Regions from separate parts of the Homo sapiens genome. Here region 1 is linked to region 2. Evidence: chromatin contacts called from ENCODE Hi-C or POLR2A ChIA-PET data. All regions are on one chromosome and are shown on one strand. Each heading gives the region's core, a stretch centred on a gene start or an enhancer-like site at or near the end of the contact. The rest is flanking DNA. Distances are from core to core; before and after follow the strand shown. Region 1 overlaps CD58 (CD58 molecule). Region 2 has its middle 42 kb from the start of MAB21L3.

Region 1 (6,961 bases), core at 1,019-3,518, 400 kb before region 2:
GACTCCAAGAGGGCTGGGATTTTGTCTGTTTTGTTCATTGCTATATCCTGCCTGCTTATTTCAGTGTCTGGCACATAGGCAGGACTCCATGAACATTTGATGAACAAATAAATGAATAATAAGAACTACCTCAGAGTTGAGTTGAGGATTAAATGAGTTAATACACAAACAGCTCTTGGAACAAGTGCTTGTCACATAGTAAGCCTGCAGTGAATCTTCGTGCTGCTGCTACTGTTAAATATTATTACTGAGGCTGAGCTGGCCTAGGGCTCCTTGGATTGGACTTGCTAAGAGCTAGGCAAGAGTCACAACTGTATGAAACTTGATTGAGTTAAAACAAACAGTGCTACTCCTCTTTATTATCTCCATGCCTGGTAAGCACATTTTCTACCCCCAAAATTGGGACTGACTAATATGAGAATATTTATGGCCTTAATAGGACAGGTTATTTGATACAATTACTAGCCTAGACATTTTAGGAGATTGGCCGCTCCTCAATACTATAAATGCATATATGGGTGTGTAGATAGAGATGTTGCTTCCCAGATTGCCACACATCCTGATACTGCAAGTAGGCATCAACTGAAAATGTGCCGTGATGTGAAGACCAAACGCAGAGAAGTGAGAGGGACAAGGCTGTGCTCAGTGACCCATATCCAGATGAGAAATCCATCTGCTCACTTGGGAGCAAAAATGCCCCAAGACCCTGCTATCTCTGGGCTTGCACGAGGCTTTAAATGAATCACCATTATGATGTCTTATATTCAGAGGGAAATACCAATATTCATATATTCAGGTACTGAAACTTTTAAGGGAATTTTTCTTTTTTCTTTCTTTTTTTTTTTTTTTTGGTCAAATGAACTTTTACTTTACCTGCTAAAATCTGCAGGCAGTGTGAGCCTTAAAATATTTTAGAGAGAGAGAGAGAAGTATCTTAAAATTACATTGTTTATTTCTAAGAACAAACTCAAGAAAACCCTTTCCTTCAAATCCCGGAAGAGTGATTAGCTTGTCTCTAAGGTATGGCATTGGCTGGGCATGGTGGCTCATGCTTGTAATCTCAGCACTTCAGAAGGCCCAGGGAGGAGGATCACTTGAGCCCACGAGTTTGAGATCAGCCTGAGCAACATAGTGAGACCTTGTTTCTACAAAAAATATAAAAATTAGCTGGGCGTGGTGGCATGCAACTGTAGTTCTAGCTACTTGGGAGGCTGAGGCAGAAGGATCACTTGAGCCCAGGAGGTTGAAGCTACAGTGAGCCACGATTGCACCACTGCACACCAACCTGGGTGACAGAATGAGACCCTGTCTCCAAAAAGAAAAAGGAAGGAAGGAAGGAAGGGGAGGGAAGGAGGGAGAGAGAGAGGGAAAGAAAGAGAAAAATAAAAAGAAAGAAAAGAAAGAAATGACATCAGTGAACCTCCTCAAACCATAGCGAGGCTGTTAAGTTTGATTGGGGCTGACATCCATGAGTGGGTACAAGTTTATCTGGTGTGGTGCCCTGCATCCTATAACACTTAGTTGGTAAAATCTACTTAAACTTGAGAGGGAACATCTCAAAAGGGACAGCTGTGGAGTTGGGAAGGTGGAGCCCGCAGGTCCTCCCATCTTGCTTTGGTGATGAGGCAGAAAGTGGGGCTGAAAAACTGAGTCTGTTTTGGTTGTATATGAGGGCTCCTGAGCCATTTTATTTTTAAGCTCCAGTTAAACTTCTTTCTCCATCTCTCCTTACGAAGTCCTCCTTCTTCAGCCAGGTTCCACAGCAATTTGGGATTTCACAAAGCCCAGGGTTTGGGGTGACTGTCAAATTTTGCTATTCTGTCAGGAAGCCTTATCTTTTGAACTACATTTAAGTTGTATTTTAATCATTTTAGTTAATTCATTCAACAGATATTTATTGAAAGTCCATATGCCAGACATATGGGGATACAGCCAAAAACAGGAACACCTTTGTCCTTGTCCTGATAGGGCTAGCCTGGCTGGGGTTACCCCTAAGCTCAGATTTGAATTAGTTGCCAACTTTCAAGAACAGGAATTTTCACACAAAATGTGAATATCTGGCTTTTTTTGAAAAATTGGGAACCTGGCAATGGTGGGCCTCTGTTTCCACATGGCAGGAGCTGAGGCACAGCTCCTGTTTCCACATGGCAGGCCCCTCCCTGTAGGCTCACTGGTGCGCAAGTCCTCACCAGTCCCTTCTGACTCACACTTGGCCCGCTGGTATCTCCTCTGTGGGTGGAATTGCTGGTCTTCGTCTAATGCGTCATTTGCCACAGTTCTGTTTCTTTGTGACTCCTTTGTTTGCTCGTTTTCTTTTTATTGTTTCTGGTCTGGCTTTTTCTTCCTTGACTGGAGTCTTGCTCTCTGAGGCCCTCTTCAGCTCTAGCATTCGATGATTTGGAAACCACAGAGCTTAGTGCCTCACCTGTAGGTTTGGAGGTGTGCTTAACTCAGTTTGACTTTCTCATTTGCAACATCTGCTGTTCCAATGCTGTCTATAGATTGTATCCTGAGAAACCCTGCATCATGTCACTATCTTTAAGAGCCTTATGCCATGTAGCAAGCTAAATAAGAAACAATGGTTAAGAGCACTGATTCTGCAGTCAGATTGTCCAGGTTCAAATCTGGCTTCATTACTTAACATTGTTGTGCCTCAGTTTCCTCACCTGCAAAATAATAAGGTTAGAAATAAAACCTTCTTAATATGTTTTTAGGATTCTGATTTTTTTTTTTTTTTTTTTTTTTTTTCTGAGATGGAGTCTTGCTCTGTCACCCAGGCTGGAGTGCAGTGGCACAGTCTTGGCCACTGCAACCTCCACCTCCCGGGTTCAAGCGATTCTCCTGCCTCAGCCTCCCATGTAACTGGGATTACAGGCGAGTGCCACCACGCCCAGCTAATTTTGTATTTTTAGTAGAGACGGGGTTTCACCATGTTGGCCAGGCTGGTCTGGAACTCCTGACCTCAAGTGATCCACCTGCCTTGGCCTCCCAAAGTGCTGGGATTACAGGCATGAGCCACTGCTCCCAGTGGTGAGTACCTATTTATAGAGCCCTTGCAACAGTGCCTGGCACAGAGCCAGGGCCATACAAGTGTTAGATTAAGTAAAAAAAAAAAGTACCAGTCAATCTGAATCTCAGGCCCTGAGTAATAATTTGCAGAGGAATTTGTGCTGGGGGTTGAGAGTTCCTTTTCATTAACCCATAGTTAACGGTGACCAGATTTTCTAAATAAGAAATCAGGATACTTCATCTATAAAACTTGGGTTCCAGTTACAACTTCAGGCCATACAAAAAGAACTATTAAAATTGAGGTGTTGATGTTTTGTAGAAACACTGCAACAGAATATTTGAGATCAGACCTGTTTTTAGATATGTGATCACTCTATACATGTAGTGCTGATTAGGTATTAGGTACCCTCATATCTTTATTTAAAAAAAATTCAAAATTCTTCAAAACAAAAAAACCTTCAAAAATTATCTGGCTAGCATAGAAAATCTTTTTAGGCGATCACTGATAAAATTTTTTCCCTCCCTCCATCTCTCTTTGCTTTTAAACAGCAAAAACTCACCCCATGCCCAGTTCTCACCCAGTTAATTCAGACAGTGTGAATACCTTGATGTTGACCTAACTCATTAAAAGAAAAAGAGAGAAAACCTTTGAAAGCCTATTCCATGTCAACCAGTGTAAAAAGACTCTCAATTTTATTCAAACCTGAAAACAATCTTTTATGGTGGGCATTATGATTTCTACTTCACAGCTGAGGAGATCTAGTGTGGGGAGGCCTTTGGGAGTTCACCCTGGGCCTTGCTGGCTTCAAAATCTGGGCACTCTCTGTTCTGCACTCTGGCATGGTTATTAGCGTCCCTACAGTCCCTTTTCTGACCACTCAGTGGTATCAGCAAAGCAACAAACTCACTGTTGACACCATTCCTTTGCTCCTATTTGTGTATTCATTCATTCATTCATTCATTCGTTCATCCATGGTTTGTGACCTTTGAGAAAAAACTCACTCCCCTTTCTTCTATTGTTCTTTTGTTCATTAGAAATTATCTTAGCAACTTACTTTAGTGTTGGCCTTGGAAGTGCAACAGAAAAGACTTTACTGTAGGAAGGAAATAATAGATATACCCATGCACACAAAGTAGAGGTAGATATTAGTTTTAGAGACAGTTCTTAACAACTCCTCCTCTTGGTTGAATAATTCTATTTAAAAAAAATTTACATAGTTTTAATATTATAATAGTAATAGGATATTTGTCTTCAAAAGTAACATATTTTTCAATGTGACCTGTATTAAGTAATAAGTAATAAATTGAAATCTCACCATCACCACAATCTCTAAAGTAACCGTGGTTACTTTAAAAACAACCACTGTTAATCATTTAGGGTGTCTCTTTCCAGTCTAAAAAAAGAGCAAGTGAGAATGCATGTACACATGTATTCATGTCTTTTTATAGTTAAAATATATATATATTTTTTGGTAGAGACAGGGTCTCACTACATTGCCCAGGCTGGTATCAAACTCCTGGGCTCAAGTGATCCTTCCACTTTGGCCTACCAAAGTGCTAGAATTGTAGGCATGAGCCACCACATCTGGCCTCTTTATTGTTTTTAAAAAGAGGAATATTCTGCATATATATTTCTATAACTTTTTATTTTTAATATTAAGAAATTTTCCAAATTCCCAATAATAAAAGGAGAATATCCTGTTTCCTTTTTTAAAATAACCACATAGTAAGCCATGGCATAATACTAAATTGTTTAACTATTAGACTAGATTATTATTTACTAGTATAGATAACTTTAAAATGAATATCATTATGCATATCTCTTTATGTAGGTTATACTATTGTTTTATTTGTTAACATCCTGAATAAATATCACCCAGATCCCAGTATTCAGTGAAACTACAGGTTCTTTTAGAGCATAAGCAAAAATAAATTGTATGCATGTGTTTTTGTATGTGTGTTTAATTCTGCTTACATTTGAATTTTCTTCCATCTTTTTCCTACTATCTGAGTAATATCACTAGTGCCTTTTATTCAGTCAAGTCTCCACATGTTGACTCTTGTCTTGGAGTTATGATGCCATCCCCCTCCTGGCCTTTCTTCTACTTCCCAGGTCTCTCTCAGTCTCCTTAGCCAGTGTTTTCCCCTCTAGCCAAGCTTTAAAGCACAGGTCCAAGCTGCCTTTTCCCACTTCATACGCTCTCCCAAGGTGATGGTCCTAATGGCCTCCATTGGAGCCACTAGAAATGTGATGACTCCCAAATCTGTATCCTTTCCTGTGAGTCCCAGACCTGTGTACTTAGCAGCTACTGGGCATCTTTGCTTGGATGTCTCACAGACCCCTCACACTGAACAGTGTCAAACTGAAAGCATGATGTTCCAGGCCAGTCTTAGTCTTCCTGCTGTGTTTCCTTTCTTAGGGAAAGACACCACAACCCACCTAGGAGGAAGTAAGAGCTGTGATTCATCCTGGCCCTCCTGGCACCTCCTCTCCTCCTCCTTTACCCCATATGCTGTCAATCATCTAGTTCTCCCAGTTTTACCTCCCTAATGTCTCTTGAACCACTTTGCCTAGCACAATGCTGCCTCTTGACCAGTCTGAAATTGCTGTCTGATGGATCTCTTGCTATCTAGTCTTACCCCTCCCATCAGTCTTCCACACCATAGCCAGAAAAGATAAACACTTTCATTATGTAAAAATATAGAAACTTTGTATGGAAGATATTCATTTAGTAAATTCAATAGGCAAAGGCTGTATTTGAAAAAAAACTATAATACAGATAAAAATATATAACATATAAGGAGCCTTTAAACTTTGAGAAGAAAAAAACAAACAATCTAATACAAAAAAAGAGGATGTGAAAAGACATTTCTCAGAAAAAGAAATCCAAATCAACAAGCAGAAGAGATGCTTAAATTTTTAAAGGTTGGGAAAATGCAAATTCAAGTATCAATGAAATGTCACTATTTGCCCAAAAATTAAACATAAAAAAAAAATTACCTAATGCTGTCAGGAGTCCAAGGAAAGGGCAACTCAGGCATTACTGATGGAGATGTAAATTGCCAAAGTCTTTTTTGTAAACAATGCAGCAACTTCTATTAAAATAAAAAAAATCTATTTACCTTTTGATGTAGCAACTCCCAGCTCCACTCTACTCCCACATAAATATGAAACCATAAATACATCAGGACATATGTACAGGATAGTTATTGCGGTGTAACTGCAATAGACAAAGCTAGCCACAAAAGGAGTGTTCATCAGTGGTGGATGGCAGATTAATTATGGTTCCCTCATGCTCTGGAATATTATGTAGTTATTAAAAAGAATAAAGTATAGCTATACCAGTTGATTTCAAGGAGATTTTATGACATATTAATGGAAAGGCGGGATGTAGAGAAGTGTGCATAAGACCATTTTTATTAAAGAATGGTAAATCCCTCAGGCACACCTCCTTTTATTGCATTTCACTTTATTGCACTTCACAGATAATGTGCTTTTTACAAATTGAAGGTTCGTGACAACCCAGCTTTAAGCAAGTCCATCAGTGCCTAACTTTATGTTTTGTCTCTCTGTTACATTTTAGTAATTCCCACAATATTTAACGCTTTTTCATTATCATATCTGTTATGGTGATCTGTGATCAGTGATCTTTGATGTTACTGTTGTCATTGTTTTGGGATGCCAAGAACCATGCGTATAAGACGGTGAACTTAATTGATAAATGCTATGTGTGTTCTGACTGCTCCACTGACTGGCTGTTCTCCCCATCTTTCTCCTTCTCCTGGCCTCCCTTGTCACCTGAGACAATGATACTGAAATTAGGCCAATTTAATAACCCTGCAATGGCTTCTAAGTGCTCAAGTGAAAAGAAGAGTTGCACTGTCTCTCACTTTAAATTAAAAACTAGAAATGATTAAGCTTAGTGAGGAAGGCATGTGAAAAGCCATGACA
Region 2 (7,294 bases), core at 3,638-6,137:
CAATTCTCCGCAACTTCATTAAAACATTTGTCTGATATCAGCACCATAGGAAAGGTTAAAAAAATGTTTATCTCAGAGACCCCCTACTCCTCTGAATCCCACCAACTAAAACAAAAATCATGTATGTGTTAAGGAAGGAAGAGAAACCAAGAAACTGGGAAACATACCCACTGGGGTTCTGGTTAATTGAGCTGGTCAGGAGGGGTTAGGGGTGATATTCTAGGAATACTCGAGTGAGGAATGTGCTGATGAAAGATTGCTTATATTTGAGTAACTCCCCCTTCTTTAGTTCAGTGAACACTCATCAAATATCCAGTGGGTTATCTGTCCAAGAAACTGTGTATATGCTGTCTTTGTCAAAGAAGCAGATTTTAAAGGCCAAGAGCCATTTTCAAGGGACTTAATTTTAAAACGGAATAACAGCTCAAGATGCTGCAAGGAACTTTTGCCAAAACTCTAGAGCCCATCCGGACACTTTGGACAAGCAAGGGGCAAATTTATTTCCTAGCGGTCACCAGCATAGTCCTTACCCTATTGAAAGCACATCATGTTGGAGTGATAATGTGTTTCAAGAGGCTTAATTCTGGATGAAACATCTGGAGGCTAAGTCATTTGCTACCACTCTAACCCCATGGGAATCTGTCTGACATAGGGAATACAGAGATGAGTGAATTCTAGAAAGCACAGAAGATGTGAAGTTGGGTCTGAGACAGTATTGGAATAGGGCAGTGGGCTAAGGGAGACCTTTGCAGGATCTTTGCAATCTGTGTTTGGTGAGTAGAAGGTATGGGTAAGCCACATTTCACACACTGGCACTAGCAAATCATAGCCAAGGGCAAGAGATGACTTCATCTTATGCCATATTTTCTGGGAGCAGGAGGCAATAGAGGATGCTTTTTAGGGAAGGCAATTGTATGGCTCCTGTGCTTGAAGCAACAAATTCTAATGGTTGGAAGGAGCGCAATTCTGGGAGTACATTTTTTAGGGGAGAGTAAGAAAGGGCACAGTTGCTTCTCAGGTAGCGTGAGGTTGAGAGCCCAGGATTCTTTCTTCCTTAAGAATCCAGAACAAGAGATTTAAAAATAATATTTTTAAATATTCCTATATCCAAAGATTTCTGCTTTTGGAGGCAGATAGCCTACTTTCGTGTCCTCCAAACAAAGCCAGTATAAGAACTTAGGATACTCCTGAATTAATTTTATGATTTTGGGGTGCTGAATTTGTCATTTAGTTTTCCAAGTCTGTGAGGCAGGTTTTATGATCCCCATTTTACAGATGAGGACATTAAGGCTCAGAGAGATTCAGGAACTTGTCAAAACCTCCCAACCATTATGTGGCAGGGCAGGGACTAAATCCCAGATCCATGCAGTGCCCTTCCCCTGCCCCATGTTGCCTCTCCTATCTCGAGTGAGGCTCTTACACAGAAAAACACCTCTAGGCACCTCTAGGGATTGCAAAGTTGACAACCTTTGACAAATGCAAAATGAGAATATCGTTTGTGTTTTAATTAGTAAGATATTAATAGGTGCTCCACTCCTGACCTGGAGTATTTGTTTAAATGTTTTTCAAATCCTTCTCTTTCTTTCTTGCTTCCCTCCCTCCATCCCTTCCTTCTTTCCTTTCTTCTTCCCTTCCTTCCACAAATGCACTCTGAGGGGGTATTACACGGATGAGGTGATGTCAGGCACTGTGGAAGTCACAATGATAAATGAGACTCAGATTCTTCCCTCAGAGGGTGTTCAAGGTAGCATTTAATTGCAAAAAGGCATACTACAAGTAGACTGTAATAAAGGTCAACCACTCCAAGAGCGCCTCCATCGCCCTTACTAGGATCTACCCTTTGTTTGTTTGCTTCCTTTTGTTCTGTCACCCACCAACAGCAAGCTCCCTGTGAGTAGGAATGCATCCTTCCTATTCGCCATTGAATTCTCAGGGCCTGGAACAGAACCTGGCACATAGTTGGTGCTCAATAAATATTTGTTGGCTGAAAAAATAAATGAGAAATTGATCTTAAGTGGGATCTCCTGGGAAATTTCAAGGTAAAAGTATCATTTGAACTCGGCCTTAATGAAGAAGTAGAGTTTTCATAGGCAGGTATGGGAGCTGTGCATGTTCCAGAGAGAATGTGAAGAGTATGGAGACAGACGAGAAAAGCTGGCCTGTGTGTGAAGGACACTGAGTTTGGCTGAAGTGTAAGGAGTGGGTGCAGGAGGGAAGTTAGGTTAAGGCTATATCATGGAGGTCCCGAATGGCAATTGTTTGCTCAGCTGGCAAAAGAAAACCATTCAAGTTTCTGTAGCAGGGGAGAGGCTTGCCGGAGCTGTGGGTGAGTGCGATGATCTGGTAGTGACACTTTGTATGTGTCAGAGTGGGGAGAGAAAGGAAAAAGGAGGGGAGGTTGTTGGGCATGCTGGATGTGGTGGCAAGAGCCCATGTGAGGGGGTCAAGGGCCTGAGCTGGACAGAAGCTGTGGGACTATGAAGAGGAGGGCTCTTCGCAGCCAGATATTCAGGTCTCGGGAACTCACTGAATGTGGAAGCTGTTGGATAGCGAGACATTAAAGACGATATTGATGTTCCCAGCTCAGATGCCTGAAGGAGAGAAAGGGAAGTCAGAGTTAGGCTGAGAGGAGGAGAAGAAAGGAGAGGTGATGTGTTTGGTTTGTGCATCTTGAGTTTGAGTGCCCAGTGGGATACCTAGTGAAAATGTCCAGCCAGTTGTCAGAATGTCAGAGGTAAGGGTGTGGCCCAACAAGGCCTTCTAATCACTGAGCCAAAAATAGTTAATGGAACAGAGCTGGGGAGCCTGTTAAGGCAACCTGCAGGATTACAGGCTGCAGAGCATTAGCCTTTGAAGAGAACTTGGAGCTTACTCCCCAGCCTCTGCACAGAAGGGGAATCTGAGGCCTAAAGAAGTTGGGTGGCTTGTCCAGTTTACATAGCCAATTTGACCTCCCAAATTATTATAGGAGGTCAATTAACTTTTAGGTGATTGAAATATTAAAATAGAAAAGCTCCACACTTGCATCTCTCTAAGAGCAAAGCTGTTTAGAGTACTGTACCAATGAAATTTCCAAAATCCATCTCTCAAAGGGCAAAGCTGGTTACAGTACTGTACCAATGAAATTTCCAGAATCCATCTCTCAAAGGGCAAAGCTGGTTAGAGTACTGTACCAATGCAATTTCCAAAGTCCATTTCTCAAAGGGCAAAGCTGGTTAGAGTACTGTACCAATGAAATTTCCAGAATCCTCTCTGTTGGTAAACTTAGCTGCCACCCAGATGACAGCAGGGGCCTAAGGAATCAGGTGCAGGGTGGGTGATGGCTTGGATTTTATTGATTTTTTGGTTTTGGTATGTTTTTGTCTCCTGGGGTCTCCTGTATATAGTACTCCATGAAGGCCACAGCTTTGGAAGATTAATTTGTTTTCAGTCTTCAATTTATAGCCTCTCACTGAGAAAATGTTTCTAAACTCCTGGGAGATGGAGGGCAAGAAGAAAACCAAGCCTTTTACTAGACCCTAAATTATTTTCTTCTTCACCTAAAGGATATGTGTCCAATTACAAACTACAAGACTTTAAAAAAAAAAAGCAAACAAAACCCCAACTACATAGCAAAGGTCATCTGGCCTGCAGAGTGAATGATTAACTTTTGTGAAAGTGATTTTTAGGATTTTTTAGAGCGTTCAAAGGTACAACTGGAAAATGTTAGCCCAGGGGCAATTGTAAGAACACCTTTCTCTACCATCTGTCACACTACGAGCTCCACCCATTCCACCATCAGGGAAGGACCTTGACCCACATCCATGTTGAGGAATGTCCTCTATGTCAAGGTCAGGGAACAGCACCCACAGAGGGTGCCTCTGGGTCCCTCTCTGCTCAACTCCCTCTCTCTTGGTTCCTGCGAGGCTCATAGGGTTGCAGGGCCCAGCAGAAGGACTGAGTCTTCCTCCTGGACTTCTGGTCCTGGTAGGCTGTGCCTTCATGTCTCTCCTGTCACCTGCACTGTAAGGAACTCATTATGACAAACGCATAAAGAATATGGCTCTGTCCACTCCAGCCCATGACCTTGGGCAAGTTCTTTTTTCTCTGTGAGCCTCCAAGTGTTCATTGGCAAAATGGGTTTATGCTGCCTACCTACTCCAAAGGAGTGCCGAGGGGATTAAATGAGATAAAGCACAAAGCCCCTAAAATATGTGCCAGGCACATAGGCAGTATCTGCAAATCTTGGTGTCCCATCCTTTCCTTTCCTGGAGCATTCTGACCCACCCACCCTCTTTATGACCTTCCTACCATGACGCCTGGCCTGGGGGTGATGGAGCGCTTAACTCCCTCCCCTCCCTTCCCTTCCCTTTCCTTTCCTTTCCCCGTGGGCATTAGTCTAAGGAAAAGGAGTCCATAAGAGCACAGCATCTTTCTTCTGTCTTCCACAGCCCCTCTAATCTTGCAGGGAAGGAGGCTGAGTGCCCTGCAGCAGCACAGATATGTCCGGATGAGCCAGTATCTATACTGGGGTAACTGTCCACCCCCCACCCCGATCCCCAGTGCTAGGCAATAAAAGAGGCCCACTGAAAAGAGGACCCAGGGAGCTGGGCGGAGCCTGTGGATCAGAGCCCCCTCGCTGGGCACTGGGTGGGCTGAGGGTTACCCCCAGGCTGCAGAGCGCGTGTGGGGGCCGCCGTCAGCTAGTCTTCCGCCTCCCGAGGGCCAGCGTGGGCGGAGGCGGCGGGGCTGCGGCTCTCGGGAACCGCAGTGTCCCAGTCTGCTCTCTGCCTTCAGCGGGAGGAATTTCCCCAGCCCTTCACGGCTCGGGGCCGCGAGGAGCCGCGGGCGCCCCCTGCCGCTTCCGAGCCGCGGCGCGCAAGGCGGCCTCCCCGTAGACCGTAGTCCCTGTGAGTCTTCCCCTCCAGCCTCAGCCCTGCGCGAGTCGGGGCGTCCGCTCCCCTCTCTCTTGCTCCTCGCTGCTCCTTCAAGAGCCCGCGTCCTGGTCACAGACAGCACAAGTCACATATGGCGGTCCCTGGACAGAGAGAGTCAATGGCAGGGAGCCTTCTTGATGCCCCTCACATCTCACTGTGGGGCAAAGAACATCCTGGAAAGAGGCAGGAGAGAGGAGGAGAGAAGGGCCAGGGCCTCCATGGAGGGGCTGTGACAGCAGGAGAGGATGGGAGCCCAGGCTCTGCTTCCTTTGTACCCCCGGCCACCAAAGGACCCAGACTGTGCCTGTCCCTACACCGGTGCAGCCTTCCTTGCTCACCCGGTCCCTCAGACCTAAACCACACTTTGGGGTACTCTGTGGTAAGCACCCCAGTGTGTTGAGTGCTCAACCTAATATCCCTCTATCCATCCTATAGAGGGAGGTTACATTTTGCATTAGAAGCAAGAATCCTGCTTAGGTGGTGAAGGTGGTTTTTTCATTTGCCGTAACATTCTCTCTCACAGAGAGCACTGCTCACTCCGGCCTTTGTATTCTGAGCATTCGTAGGTCGGTCCTCACAGGAGATTCATAGGTTACAAAGTCTGAGAACATAATATATATGCTCACGAAAGAAAGTTACATCGCCAAAAATAAAGCTGGTTGAATGAGAGGAAATGAATGGTCTAGACTCAGAGACAAAGAGAACCAAGACCAGTACTGTTTGTCTCCGTGCTTGGCAGGAAGGGAGGGTGAAAGCCTGAACTCTTTTCTGATGTGCTTTGTTTAAATGCAGTGTGTGTGTGTGTGTGTGTGTGTGTGTGTGTGTGTGTGTGTGTGTGTGTGTTGTTCAGTCTACATGTTGCACGTTGGAACCCAGTTAAGCTAGGCATGTCCAGCAAACACCTGCTACAAAGTATCCACCAGTGCCCACAGTTGTCAGTGGCTGCTGTGATGAGCTGCCAGGCTGGCCCCTCTGCAGCATGAGTGTGCATTCTCAAGCTCTGCTGCATCAAGCTGTGTTCTGCATAGTGAGGACAGCCAGGCCCTTCTGGGAAAACAGGCTTCTGGAGCCAGAGGCAATTTTTCTTTCTCTAAAACTAAAGATGTGGGATTCTTCAGACTCTCAAAATGTTACTTTGTAGAGGAAAGAGCCTGGCCTGAGAATTAGAAGACCCGGGTTCAAATCCAAGCCCTGCCACAAAGCAGATACATATTATGGAGCAAAATCATGTATTCATCCATTCCTTCATGCAATTATCTATTTAACAACTATTCATTGAGCTCTTACCCACTGAGCATTGTTCCAAGTGCCGGAGATATAATACAACAGTGAATAAGACAAGCCCTCTCCCGGCATAGAGTTTATATTTATTCTAATAGGAGAACCAGCAAACCACTATGGGGAGAGTGAAGTATGGTGCAGGGCAAGAGTGCTGGGGGCTAGCTGTGTTAGGCTGTTCGGGGAGGGTTGGGACATGTCAGCATGGAGCATGGGATTTCTGAGCAAAGGGGGAAACAGGTACTGAGGCCCTGGGCAGGATGGAGCTTGGGTGTCTGAAGCAAAGCAAGGAAGCCAGTGTGGTATGGTTGGAACAGTGTGAAGGAGCGTGGTAGTTGGCGAGGAAAGAGAGAATGGCCCAAGTCAGATCACATAATCCTTGTGGGCCTTGGTGGGGAGTTTCCCTTTTTTTTTCCTAAGAGATGAGAAGCTATTGGGAGGATGAGAGCAGGGAAAATAAGCATGATTGAGTTTGCAGGTTGCCCCCCTTGCTCTTGTGTGGGGAGGACTGGTGTGAGGTCGGGGGGCAAGAGTAGGTCTGCAGCAGTCTGGAAGAGAGAGGCATGACCTGGCCTGGGGTGGGCTGACCTGCAGGGTATGAGGCCTACCTGGACTACATGGAGAAAGGAGAGCCAAGGGATGTGCTGGTGGGTTGAATATGGTGGGTGGTGGCCTCAAGGCTAACTCTTGGGACTCTGGCTGAAGCATGTGGCTGAAGTGACACTGTTTACTGAGGCGATGGGAGCTTTGAGAGGGAAAATCAGGAGTTCAGCCTGGGACATAATGCATTTGCTTTGAGCAAATCATTTTCCCTCCTCTCTTTGGACCTCTGCCTTCGCATCTGTAAAATGAAGGGGTTGGCCCAGTTGATAACCAGCATCTCTTCTGTGGTGATTAGAGCTATTTTTTTTTCTAATTTCCTGTGTTCTTTCAAATCTACCAATATATTCTGAATTCAGAGAATAGAAATGATGGGACTGTTTTAATTCTCTTTGGGGGTGAGAAGAAGAGATGAAACAAGCCTGTGTGTCCCATGAGGGGTCCCACAGAGGCCGATGTCCTGACAACCATGAGGGAGAGAGCATGGGAGGAGGGCGAGG

Evidence for each region. A loop is a pair of places that touch in the nucleus more often than their neighbours do. ChIA-PET counts read pairs that join two places held with the same protein, here RNA polymerase II (POLR2A). Pooled maps may share reads with other maps.
Region 1: a pooled map shows a loop between it and region 2 (4-fold over the local background). The contact joins two enhancer-like sites. A Hi-C loop is called at or near these places in 6 of 50 pooled maps. POLR2A ChIA-PET finds 5 or more read pairs at or near these places in 2 of 52 experiments (Caco-2 and activated CD8-positive, alpha-beta memory T cell).

What each region holds. Positions count from the first base shown.
Region 1 is chr1:116,552,043-116,559,003 of GRCh38, reverse strand. All of the region lies in intron 1 of CD58 (CD58 molecule), which reads left to right. It overlaps LOC105378925 (a long non-coding RNA gene), which reads right to left. Exons shown (of 3, transcript XR_947739.2): 3 at 1-6,961. Among named protein-coding and RNA genes, the nearest start is that of MIR548AC, 4.6 kb to the left of the region's middle. RefSeq lists enhancers at 377-426, 2,103-2,397, 2,171-2,420. Within about 2 kb of position 2,268, at least 19 of the 41 ENCODE cell types and tissues checked have a DNase peak (open chromatin) inside an H3K27ac peak, as active enhancers do.
Region 2 is chr1:116,149,729-116,157,022 of GRCh38, reverse strand. No RefSeq gene overlaps it. Among named protein-coding and RNA genes, the nearest start is that of MAB21L3, 42 kb to the right of the region's middle. RefSeq lists a silencer at 4,517-4,936. Within about 2 kb of position 4,887, at least 20 of the 41 ENCODE cell types and tissues checked have a DNase peak (open chromatin) inside an H3K27ac peak, as active enhancers do.